Regions from separate parts of the Homo sapiens genome. Here region 2 is linked to region 1. Evidence: read pairs that join two places in POLR2A ChIA-PET (ENCODE). Cell type or tissue: B cell. All regions are shown on one strand. Links, peaks and the distances in the headings refer to the core of each region. The heading gives the core; the rest is flanking DNA. Region 1 overlaps ARAP1 (ArfGAP with RhoGAP domain, ankyrin repeat and PH domain 1). Region 2 overlaps FCHSD2 (FCH and double SH3 domains 2).

Evidence for each region. ChIA-PET counts read pairs that join two places held together with the same protein. Peaks named below come from ENCODE experiments on the same cell type or tissue, not always from the same donor. Only the 100,000 strongest peaks of a DNase experiment are listed, where the experiment ranks them.
Region 2: POLR2A ChIA-PET joins it to region 1 with 5 read pairs; 1 of 35 experiments calls an interaction of 5 or more read pairs at or near these places.

Annotation. Positions count from the first base shown.
Region 1 is chr11:72,710,580-72,715,579 of GRCh38, reverse strand. ARAP1 (ArfGAP with RhoGAP domain, ankyrin repeat and PH domain 1) reads left to right here. Exons shown (of 35, transcript NM_001040118.3): 4 at 1,259-1,428; 5 at 2,337-2,404; 6 at 3,012-3,142; 7 at 3,241-3,384; 8 at 4,081-4,150; 9 at 4,439-4,559; 10 at 4,993-5,000. Among named protein-coding and RNA genes, the nearest start is that of ARAP1-AS2, 13 kb to the right of the region's middle. RefSeq lists enhancers at 1,197-1,776, 2,358-2,938. In B cell, for the core only: no CTCF peak of the experiment used is centred there; no DNase peak of the experiment used is centred there; H3K27ac peaks cover 445 bases.
Region 2 is chr11:73,007,645-73,014,775 of GRCh38, reverse strand. All of the region lies in intron 4 of FCHSD2 (FCH and double SH3 domains 2), which reads left to right. Among named protein-coding and RNA genes, the nearest start is that of FCHSD2, 130 kb to the left of the region's middle. In B cell, for the core only: no CTCF peak of the experiment used is centred there; no DNase peak of the experiment used is centred there; H3K27ac peaks cover 4,373 bases.

The DNA of each region.
Region 1 (5,000 bases), core at 1-5,000:
AAAAAAAAAGAAGTTAAAAAACTAGTGGATATTCCCAGGCAGAGAACAGGGAGAAGGGTGTTACTGGTGGAGGCAACAGCAGGAGGAAAGGCCTGGCATCATGACCACACCCCAGGCAGACCCTGTCACTGCCTCCCAGCCCTTCCTTGCTTTCACGGTAGCCCCACACCATCAGCCAGGAACACCAGGGCAACAGACAAGGCCAAAAATAAGCCATCCACCCTGATTCTCCTCCTTGGCCCCTGCAGGGCACTGGCAGAGACAGCTGGTGGGGCCAGGCCTCCAGGGCTCAGGCACCTTGTTCCAGCCTGTAGTCCCCGTGCATCCTGTGCACTGGCACATGACACATCCTGTCTTGGTTAATCCTTCTAGCACCCTGCCAGGTCAGTGATATAGCCCCCGTTTCACAGAAGAGGAAACTGAGGCTCAGAGGGGCTAGGTGCTCACCCCAGGACACACAAGAACTAAGAAACTAAGGCAGGATTCAAATTCATGTCCTTGATGCCACAGCCCTTCAGAAGACAGCCTGCCAGAAGCAATGTGATCTGTACTGAGACAGATGGGAACACTGTGGGGCCGTGAGAGCCCAGGAGGCCCTGAACTTGGCCTTGGAGAATCAGGGGAGGGTTCCCTGGGGAGTGGTAGCAGAGGTGAGTGAGTGGGGTGAGGTAGCAGAGGTGTGGGAGATGGGTCTGGTGGGATCAGGTGAGTTTGAGGAGTCTGAGGGCACCAGGAGGTAGTGAATATCCAAATCTGGGCAAGAGCAAGGTGATCTTGAGACAGAGACCCACAATTCAGGGCCTTAGGAATTGGTTTCTGAGGCTCTGGTCTGTGCCTCGGGCCTTGCAGCTCATTTCAATCCTGTCCCTTCTCTTTGCCGTCAATGCCTTCTTATCCTTAAAAGCTCAGGTCAAGCATCACCTTCTCCACGAATCCTTCCCTGACTCCCCATTCTGGTCTTTATCCCTCCTTCAGTGTGGAGACCCAGTAGATATATGTGACTAAAAGCTAGAGCACTGGGGATAGGTGAACACCTCATTCAGGCCAAAGAGGGTGCCTGCTTCCTTTAGGCTTCGGGGAACCAGGAGGGGTTTTGGTCTGGGAGATGAGTTGAGGAGGACTGTGTGCAGGAGGGCTCCTGTCTGTGTGAGTTTGTGTAGTGCCTGAGTTTTGCTGCAGTTCAGGTGAGCTGGGGGCTCAGTATGTTTCAGTCTTGGCTCTGTTGCTTAGTGATGCCCAACTTTTGTTGTGTTCCCAGCCTGCCCACTAAGGAGGAGGAGTCATTGCTGCCATCATTATCATCCCCTCCCCAGCCACAGTCTGAGGAGCCCCTGTCCACCCTCCCCCAGGGGCCTCCCCAGCCTCCCTCTCCACCTCCCTGCCCCCCGGAGATACCTCCAAAGCCGGTACGCCTGTTCCCAGAGTTCGGTGAGTGCTGCAGCCAGGAGATGGGGCTCTGGGTGGATGGCCTGGGATCCCTGGAATCAGGCCTCTGGAAGGTATGCAAGGATCACACTCCTTTCTGTGCAAGCCTGCCACCAGCCCACTGTGTGGCCCCGGGCAGGTCACAGCCTCCCTGAGCGCTATTCTCTTCATCCTCACAATGGAGACAGCACCCACCTCTCTGGCCTCCTGACCGTTAAGTGTGGGGCCATGGCCGGCTTTGCCAGTTACCCATGGTCTGATTTTCCATGGTGTTGGGTGGTTTGCTTTTCTTTTTTTTTTTTTTTTTTGAGATGGAGTCTCGCTCTGTCGCCCAGGCTGGAGTGCAGTGGTGCAATCTCCGCCCACTGCAAGCTCTGCCTCCTGGGTTCACGCCCTTCTCCTGCCTCAGCCTCCCGAGTAGCTGGGACTACAGGCGCCCGCCACCATACCTGGCTAATTTTTTGTATTTTTAGTAGAGACGGGGTTTCACCGTGTTAGCCAGGATGGTCTCGATCTCCTGAGTTCGTGATCTGCCCACCTCAGCCTCCCAAAGTGCTGGGATTACAGGCATGAGCCACCGCGCCTGGCCAGAGGTGGTTTGCTTTTCCTGGGGTTGGCCACATTTGTTGATTCTTGTTGCCTTTGACAGTCCTTACCCCAACCCCCAAGCTCACCACTGGCTCGGACCTCCTTGTGGTGTCCCAGCTTCTCCTCTGCCACCCTTTAGTACTGTCCTATGAGGCCTGGGGGTATAAATCGCACTTCCTGTCCCCTGTGCCTTTTTTTGAAAGCCAGGGGGAGGTGGGGATGGGGGTCTTGGCATGGGGGAGGCTTTGTGAAGCCCAGTGTGGTGCCCCAGGAGAGGAGGCCAGGCCCCTTGCCCTGAGGCCCCCCAACCCCTCTCTCACCAGATGACTCTGACTACGATGAGGTCCCAGAGGAGGGGCCGGGGGCCCCAGCCAGAGTGATGACCAAGAAGGTGGGGCCAGGCATGGGACTGTCTGCCTGTCAGGGTGTTGTGGGGGTGCCCAGCTGCCTGTCAGACCCTGAGGACTACCAGACAGAGAGTGGGCAGCCATTTCCCGGGAGGCTTCCCCTTCCCCCACCTCACTCTCTTGCCATACGGGGGTCAGGAGTCACGTGTAGCCACAGCGCTCTGGGCCAGGGGTCGGGGCTCTGGTGTGGCTCCCCCAGGCCCTGGCTGTATGTGGGTGGGCATGTGGCCTCCCCCCACCCTGTGTGTTAGGAACTCGTGTCCTGTCCCGGAGTGTCTGTCTCTGTTTCACTTCTTGTGTTCCCGTGTCTGTCTGTCTTGCATCCCTAGCCCGCAGTCTTTTTCTCTGTCCCTTTATCTTTCTGTTTTTGTCTGTGTCCTAGGTCGGTTTCTGCCACTGGCTCTCCTGTCCCTGTGATCTGGGTCTCTGTGTGGTCTCCGCTGGCAGGGGGAGGGGAGTGTGAGGAAACAGAACTAAAAGTGCTGGGCTGTGTGGGTCGGGGCTGTGTGGACAGAGGGGGCGTGGCAGCCCCGGGTGGGTGTGATCTGTGGCTTGAAGGGAAGGATGACGCTGAGTGGGTCTCGGGGGCAGGAGGAGCCCCCACCGAGCCGAGTCCCACGGGCCGTGCGCGTGGCCAGTCTGCTGAGCGAGGGAGAGGAACTGTCTGGGGACGACCAAGGGGATGAGGAAGAGGATGACCACGCCTATGAGGGCGTCCCCAAGTGAGTGTCCGGCCACCCTCCTTCCCACTGAGCCCAACCTCAGCCCGCCCCCTCCTTGCCTCCTCAGCCCGGCCCCCCATCCCCTCATCTCTCGCTAGTGGCGGATGGCATACCAGCAGCCTGAGCTTGTCCTTGCCCAGCACAATAGCTGCGCCACACCCCATGGACGGGCCGCCTGGGGGCTCCACCCCCGTCACACCAGTCATCAAGGCTGGCTGGCTGGACAAGAACCCACCGCAGGGGTGAGTGAGGCCTCTTGGGTCCTGCTGTGCTCTGCATGGGGGGGTGGGGGGCAGTGTCCAGGACCCCAGGACACTGGTATCACTCACTGATCTGAAAACCAGAAGGGCCTGCGATGATTTGCACAGGTCTCCCTCCAGGCACACTGTGACCACTGATGATTCCCTCCAGACCCATTTTATTGCCCTGAAAATTGGGAGATCGCTGGGCATAGTGGCTCACTCCTGTAATCTCTGCACTTGAGATACTGAGATGGGAGGTTTGCTTGAGGCCAGGAGTTTGAGACCACTCTGGGCAACATGGCGAGACCTCGTCTCTACAAATAAATTTAAAAACTAGCCAGGTGCAGTGGCTCATGCCTGTAGTTTTGGCTACTTGGGAGACTGAGGTGGGAGAAGCACTTGAGCCCAGGCATCTGAGGCTGTAGTGAGCTAGGCCTGTACTACTGCCTTCCAGCCTGTGTGGCAGAGTGAGACCCTGTCTCAAAAAAAAAAAAAAAAAAAGAGATGTGCTACTTTGAGTCTGACTTCAGTCACTCTTGCTGTAAAGTCCATCTTCTTGCCAGTGGCCATTTGGGATTCTTCCTCCCTAGAACCTGGCTGATCCTCACTCTGAGTGTGGCTTCTGAGGGCTGGGGTGGTCCTGGAACCTGTCCTCCTACCCCCGGTCATTTGCTTGTTGTCCCTCTCCCTCTCCAGATCTTACATCTATCAGAAACGATGGGTGAGACTGGATACTGATCACCTGCGATACTTTGACAGTAACAAGGTGAGGCCTGCATCAGTCCTGACGCGACCCCTGCTCCAGCCTAGGCTGGCCCCAACACTGGAGCGAGGTGGCGTCCCTCCCCAGAGGAGTCCTCGCCAGAGTTCTAAGTCTGACCCCTTAACCCATGTCCTCCTGGCCCTCTGCCTGCTGAGGGCTGCAGTCAGGGTCAGCACAGGGTCTTGTCTCTAACCAGCTGCAGGAGACAGGGCTGCAGACTTCATTTTGGCTGAGGCTGGGGGAGTCAGCGAGGTGCTGGGTCCCAAAATATAGTTCCTGTCTCTCCCCCAGGACGCTTACTCTAAGCGCTTTATCTCTGTGGCCTGCATCTCCCACGTGGCTGCCATCGGGGACCAGAAGTTTGAAGTGATCACAAACAACCGAACCTTTGCCTTCCGGGCAGAGAGTGATGGTGGGGAGTGTGGGGTGTTGTGTGTGTGTGTAGAAGAGGGTAGAGAAGACTGGAAGTTTGGGCAGAGGAGGGGGAAGAGAGTCATGGTGCATCTGCCCTCTCACATCACATCCGGGGAGGCATGCTGCCTTTGTGAGGTGGGCAGAGGAAGGGGGCACCCTCTGTGACCGGCTCTGTGCTTGGCACGGTCACTGACTCCTCAGAACCACACAATCAGCGGGAGCAGGCTTGGAGGGGTGAGGTCACTTGCCCAGCATCAGTGGCATAGCTGGGATTGGAGCCTGAGCTCGTTCAAGTCAGAGAAGTCAAGCAAAATGATGGGGGCATCTGAGTGGGCTTTCTGGAGGAGGTGTTGCATGAGGAGCCTAGGGCCAGGAGACCCCTGAGGGGCTCCCTGCAACCTTGGGCTTACTCCTCTACCCTTCTCCTGCAGTGGAGCGG
Region 2 (7,131 bases), core at 974-5,973, 300 kb before region 1:
AAGGACCCAGAAGTCAGTGACCTCAGAGCTTGCAGTCTGGTTAGGATTATGACCAAATACCCTTCAAACAATAGCAGAGAATCCAGGGTAATTGAGAACTTAGTATTGAAGCGCATGGTTTAGAGTCTGAATACGAAATCAAGCTGTTGAATTGTCAGTGATGATTGACATCAGATGATTTCTTAAGAATGTGGCAATGAAGCTAGAAAACTGAAGGATATATGATAAGAAGCCCTAATAATTCTTCACAGTGGCCTACTGATATCATGGAAGGTGTCTTGAGAGCAATAAATAATAGAACAGTATGATTGCAATAGAGCATATTAAAGCAAAACAGGAAATAAAAATATTAATAGATTTTCTTCATGCCTGTAATCCTAGCACTTTGGGAGGCCGAGGTGGAAGGATCACTTGAGGCAAGTAGTTCAAGACTAGACTGGGCAGTATAGTGATACTCCATCTCTACAAAAAAATACATTAGCTGGGTGTGGTGGTACGTGCATGTAGTCCCAGCTACTCAGGAGGCTAAGGCAGGACGATCGCTTGAGCCCAGGAGTTGAAGGCTGCAGTGAGCTATGAATGCACCACTACCCTCCAGCCTGGGTGACAGAGTGAGACTCTGTCTCCCAAAAAAAAAAAAAAAAAAAAAAAGAAACCACACAGATTTTCTTAAGGATTTTCTGTATCTGCAAAATTCAGCTAAGGAGGAAGAGAGGAGAGATGAAATTCTAGGCAAGAGAGGCAAGTAGAACAAAACCTTGAGGTGACAGTGAGCATGGGATGTTCAGTGTTGCTGGTATAAGGAAATCAGCCTAAGAAGAAGATTGCTTGCAGTAAAGAAGGATCCAACTTATAGATAGTTAGGCTGGGCATGGTGGCTCATGCCTGCAATCCCAGTGCTTTAGGAGGCTAAGATGGGAGGATTGCTTGAGGCCAGGAGTTATATTCCAAGTTTATTTAAAATTCAGGATTCAGGTTACCAAAGAAATAAGGATTAAAAAGCTATGCTCCTAGGCTAGCTTATAAACCCTAATTTAAAAAAGTATTGCAAGCCAAGATATACAAAATATTTACTATGTGGCAGACACTGTGCTAAGAACTCATTTCCCATGATTATCAGAACAGCTCTGTGAGGTAGATATAATAATTCTCATTTTATACTATAGGAAACCAGGTCTCAGGTTATATGTCTTACTCAAGGTCAGATAGCTATTTAAACACACATTTATTCTTTCTTTCTTATTCATAGGATACATATGAAATACCTACTACATGTCAGCGGTTAAAGTAGACCTTAGGATTAGAGAGGCTAGAAGATATGTTGTCTGTCCTTTGTAAGCATACAGGAGATAGCCACTATAAATAGTTGCAGAATTGGGTAGTAGGAGAGGGGCACTGGAGCCATAGAAGAAAACCTGGGCTTGTAGAGCCAGGTCTTAAAGAATGTGCAGGAGTTTTCCAGGCAGACAGTTTGGTAAAAGAAATTCTAAGTGAAAATAACCCCTTCCAGGCATGGAGCATGAGAAAATGTGACTGTTAGGTAACAGTTCAGTAGGGTTGCTGTGAAGTATGTGGGTTAGAGGTTAACTGGAGTGGTGGAGATTAAGGATACATCATAGGTAGGCATCATAAAAGGACTTTACATATCACAGTATAGAGTTTGCTTTTTTATTCAGAACGTAATGGAGGTGTTGAAATGTTTCCATGAGAGGAATCATATTATCATCTTTACTTTAATGATAGTGTAAAGGTGGATTCGAGGGGTGTGAGGAAGACTTCAGAAAGGATAGAATGGCAGGAATTTAATTCCTCATCATCTCATATTTGAACCAAGGAAATTGTAGCAGAAATCAAGTTGTAGGGAAGATTTCAGAGATATTTAGAAGACTTAAGCCAGAGGACTTGCAAATGATTTGGCAGAGTTTTGTTTTTTGTGTTTGTCAAATTTGTTCTGAGACAAATTACATATATAAACAGTTTTCTTCATATTTAAAATAGCTCTTGCAACATTGAAAGCACTTGATAAATATTTACTGACTGAATGAATGAAGCAGGGGGAGAGAGATGAAGAATTATACAATGACTCCCAGGTGTTTTCATTTAGGCAACTGAGAGGATGGTGGTGCTATTGTGAAAAAGACAATAGAAAGATCAGGATTGAGGCTGAGAACAATTGCCAGTGTTTTTGTTTATTTGGAGCTTATTTTAGTTTTGTTATTTAAAATTTTCCATTTAACTTTTTCGTATTTATATTTGCATTGGTAGTTTTAAATTCTTATCCAAGTAATACATGTTTTTTATCAAGTAGGTAAACAGTACAGGAGTATAAAGAATATCATTTCCCAAGCATCTTCCATTCACATTTCTGCTCCCCTAGGGTAATTGCTATTACAAGTGTGTGGTCTTTTCTTTCACATTTTTTTCTGTGTGATTCACACATGGGCATACATAGTTTTGTTGTTTCTAACAGAACTGCAATTATTATATACATGCAGTCTGTAACACCCTTGCTCCCCGCCCACACACTTAAGGAGTCTATTTTAGAAATCCCTTCATGTCAGTATGTTCTGGTCCCTCATTCTTTTTAATGCCTGCTTTAGTGCCATAGTATTGATGAACTATACTTTTGTTATCCACATCCCTATTTGTAGTTATTTAGTTTATTAGTATTTCAAATAATGCAGTGAATAAGTTCTGTATGAACATAAGTATATTTTTGTACACTGAAAGTGTATCTGTAGGGTAAATTCTTAGAGGGAGAAATGCTGGATCAAAGGGTTTATATATTTAAAATGTTGATATTGGAGGGAGGGTCTTCAAGGTGGCTGACTAGGGGCACTTCGTACCTCCTCCACTAAGAAGAACCAAACTAGTGAGTGAATAATCACATGTTGACTAGATCATCCAAGAGAACACTGGAATTCAACAGAAAAGTGACAGGAAATACCTAAAGTTAAAAAGGAAAGGGAAACAAGGTAGCCTGTTCAGGTGGGATTAGTCAGGAGCCAAGAGAGACCCCCATTGGTCCACATTCCCACTGTAGACTTCTGTAGTGCTGGCCATGGAAGAGCCCTTCAACCTTCCTGGGCCTTGAAACTAAGATAGGGAGCTGCCAGGAGATTGTGTGATGGCACTACACCAAGAAGGGAGCTCATGCTGGGTCCCACACACGCTCTGAGAACTAAGCAACTGCAGCAAGGCACTATTTTAGAGCCCTGCCCCCAACAGACTGTGCACTGTCCTGGGGTCCAGCATCACTAGGGCTAAACCACAAGAGAAGTGTGAGCTGCTGCCCTTGGGGCCAAGCTGTGGGTTAACACTGTTAGGTTAGCAGTGTAAGTGCTGCTGGGGAGCGAGTGGTGCTGGGGCAAGTATTCCCCACCTGCTAGCCTAGGTGGTGCACATGTTCCCCACCTGCTAGCCTAGGCTTCCAGCTCAGAAGGTAGCCCTCCCTTTTCCAGTGGCAGGGCAGCAGTGCAGCCACTACTGCCTCCCACCTGAGCATTCTGCCAGTGGCCTAGGGATCAGCCTGCCCCTGCCTACCATGGCTGGCACCTGCACATATTGTTGAGAGCCTGAGGGCAAGCCACCCCAGCCTGACTTCATATCCCTACTCCATGCCAGAGCACACAGGCTAGGGTCCAGGAGATTGCCCAGCACATTCTACCACCATTGGCACCTGAATACTCCTCTAGGGGGCCTGAGGTTGGTTCTACCCACCCCTGCCACTACAATCACAGCTGACACCTACCTGCACATGGCACCTGCAGGCTTGGAGACTGAGCTGCCCACCCCCTCACAGCCACCACCAACACCAGCATACACTGCTCAAGACCCAGAAGATTATCCCATCACTGCCACTGCTGTTTTATGCCAGCTGCCCAGAGGCCCAAGAATCTGCCCACCCACCCAGCTCACTGCTGCCACTACCAGCATCTGAGTAAGCCACCTGAAGGCCAAGAATTGGCCCACCTGGACTACTAGTGCCAACTCACCACTGCCTCTACTGGGGCTCAAAGACTGGCCTACCTGGTGCCCCAGTCCTCAGCAAAACTTTACCACAGGCCCCACTAATAACTGCACCTGAAACCACTGAATAAATTACAAACACCACTGACACTGTTCATAGCCAAAGAAATCGTACAGATACCGTACCACTGCAAGCACCCAGAATCAAGGCCAAAGGGCCCTACCAAACAACACCATAGATCTATCTTCAGGAAAACATTCCCTACAGAAGCAAATTCAAAAAACTGGAAGAAGTGACTATCACATCAGATGTGCAGTTATCAATGTAGGAAACATGAAAAAGCAAGGAAATATAACTCCAAAGGAATAACATAATTCTCTAGTAACAGATCCCAATAAAAAACAAATTTACAAAATCCTGGAAAAAGAATTCAAAATGTTGATATTAAAGAAGCTCAATGAGATACAAGAAAATTCTGAAAAACAGTACAGAGAAATCAGAAAAACAATTCAGGATATGAATGAGAAATTTACCAAAGAGAGATATAAAAAAGAACCAAACAGAAATTCTGTAATGGAAGAATTCATTGAATGAAATACAAAATACATTTGAAAGCTTCAACAATAGACTAGATCAAGCAAAAGAGAAGATCTCAAAACTTGAAGACAGGTCCTATGAAATAACCCAAGCAGTCAAAAAGAAGAAAAATAAGAAAGAATTAACAAAGCCTTTGTGATATATGGGACAACATAAAGTGACCAAATACACATATTATTGGTTTCCCAGATGGCAAAGAGGGAAGGGAAGGTTAGAAAAATCTATTTGATGAAATAATAGACAAAAACTTCCCAAGTCTAACGAGATTTAGACATCCAGATACTGGAGGCTCTGAGACCCCCCCAGGCAGATGAAATGCAAAAAGGCATTCTCCATGGTACATTATAGTCAAACTATCTAACATCAAAGACAAAGAGAGAATTCAAAAAACAGCAAGAAAAAAAGCATGCAGTAACCTGTCAAGGAACTGCTATGAGACTACTAGCAGATTTCTCAGCAGAAACCTTTACAGGCCAAGAGAGAATGGTATGATATATTCAAAGTACTGAAAGAAAAAAAAAACTACCAACCAAGGGTACTGTATTCAGCAAAATTATCCTTCATAAATGAAGGAGAAGTAAATTCTTTCCCAGACAAGCAAAAGGTTAGGGAATTCATCACTACTAGACTGGCCCTAAAATATTAATATTGGAAGTTGTTCCCCATAAACTGTATAAATATATTTAATTTTTTCTAGTATGACTTTGTTTTTTGAGACACTTCTCACTCCATCACCCAGGCTGGAGTGTGGTGGCATGATCTTGGCTCACTGCAACCTCCACCTCCCAGGTTCAAGTGATTCTCATGCCTCAGCCTCCCGAGCAACTGGGATTACAGGTGTACGCCACCACACCTGGCTAATTTTTGTATTTTTAGTAGAGATGGAGTTTCACCATGTTGGCCAGGCTGGTCTCAAACTCTTTGATCTCAAGTGATCAGCCCACCTCAGCCTCCCAAACTGCTGGGATTACAGGCGTGAGCCACCACACCCAGCCTGTAGTATGATTTTAAATTGTCCCTTTGTTTTTATTTTTTACCAACAGTGCATGTAATCAGTCTTTTAAATTGTTTGCCTATCTGATGATACATGCAGCATTTAATGTCATTAAAACCTCAATTTGCATTAGACTTTTGTAACACTACTTTCTCTTGGACCTTTTTTTTTTTTAAATTTGAGAACAGGTTTTCATTCCTTTCTATGTAAATGCTTCTCAAAAATCCCTCAGCTCTCTAATGACTTTTAAGTAAGCTTATTTATATTCTTGTCTTTAAATCTTGACTATGAACTGGTAATAATAATATATTTTTATTAACTTTTCAACTTGGGAAACAAAAAGCTGCCTCTAATTTTACCTTCTTTGTAGATCTCTTCATATCTGAAATGTTAAGTAGCTGCTTGTTTGCATGTGATTTCTTTCACAATTCCATCTGCTATAATGACACAAACTATATCTTTATATCTTTGTAAAACAGGCCTACTGTCACTCCCCTGCTTGAAAATCTTCTATTGTTTTTCCTTGCCGATGGGATAAATTTAAATTTCTTTTCATGATATTCAAAACCATGAAGAAACCTGGCACCAAATTATCTCTCTACTTACCTCTGGCCATTTCTGCTTTCATCCTTGGTTTTCCAACCTTTGGGCACCTCAGTTGCAGTTGTGTTTCAGTTCTTATCAACACCTCCACTGGACTGAAAGCAGTCTTTTTCCTTGTCTTTATTTCTGTTACCCAGGCTTAGGATATTCTCCCTTTCTACTACCAATAACAACCATGTATGAACATTTATTAAAACACCATTCTTCTTGTTACTAGTTATTATATAAATTATTCTTAGGTTATGAACTTAATCACATTTTCTTTTCTTTGTTTTGAGACAGTCTCGGTCTGTCGCCCAGGCTGGAGTGCAGTGGTACAGTCTTGGCCCACTGCAATGTCTGCCTCCTGGGTTCAAGCAATTCTTGTGCCTCAGCCTCCTGAGTAGCTGGGATTACAGGTGTGCATCACCATGCCCTGCTAATTTTTGTATTTTTAGTAGAGATGGGGTTTTACTATGTTGGCCAGGCTGGTCGCAAACTCCTGGCCTCAAGTGATCTGCCTGCCTCAGCCTCTCAAAGTGCTACAGGCGTGAGGCACTGCAGCCAGCCCTTAATCACATTGTCCTGAGTTGTCTTGAGATGTGATGCCAGTAGAAAGGTGTATTTCTAAGCCTAGGGAAGACCTGTGGTTTTGTTTGTTATATCTTAAACACTTTTTACTTTGAGATAATTGTAGCCACACATAGTCGTCAGAAATAATAAATACAAAGAGTGCTCTTACATTCCCCACCCAGTTCTCCCAGTGGTAATATCTTGCATAACTGTAGTACAATATCACAACCAAGAAATTGATACTGATACAGTCATCCAACTTAATTCAGAATTCGTTAGTTTTATACACATTCATTTGTGTGTATGTGTGTGCATATTGAGTTCTGTGCAGTTTTACCACATTTGTAGCTTTGTGTGACCTCTTCCACACTTAAGATCTTGTTAAGAATTTCTTGATTTCTTTCTTTTCTTTTCC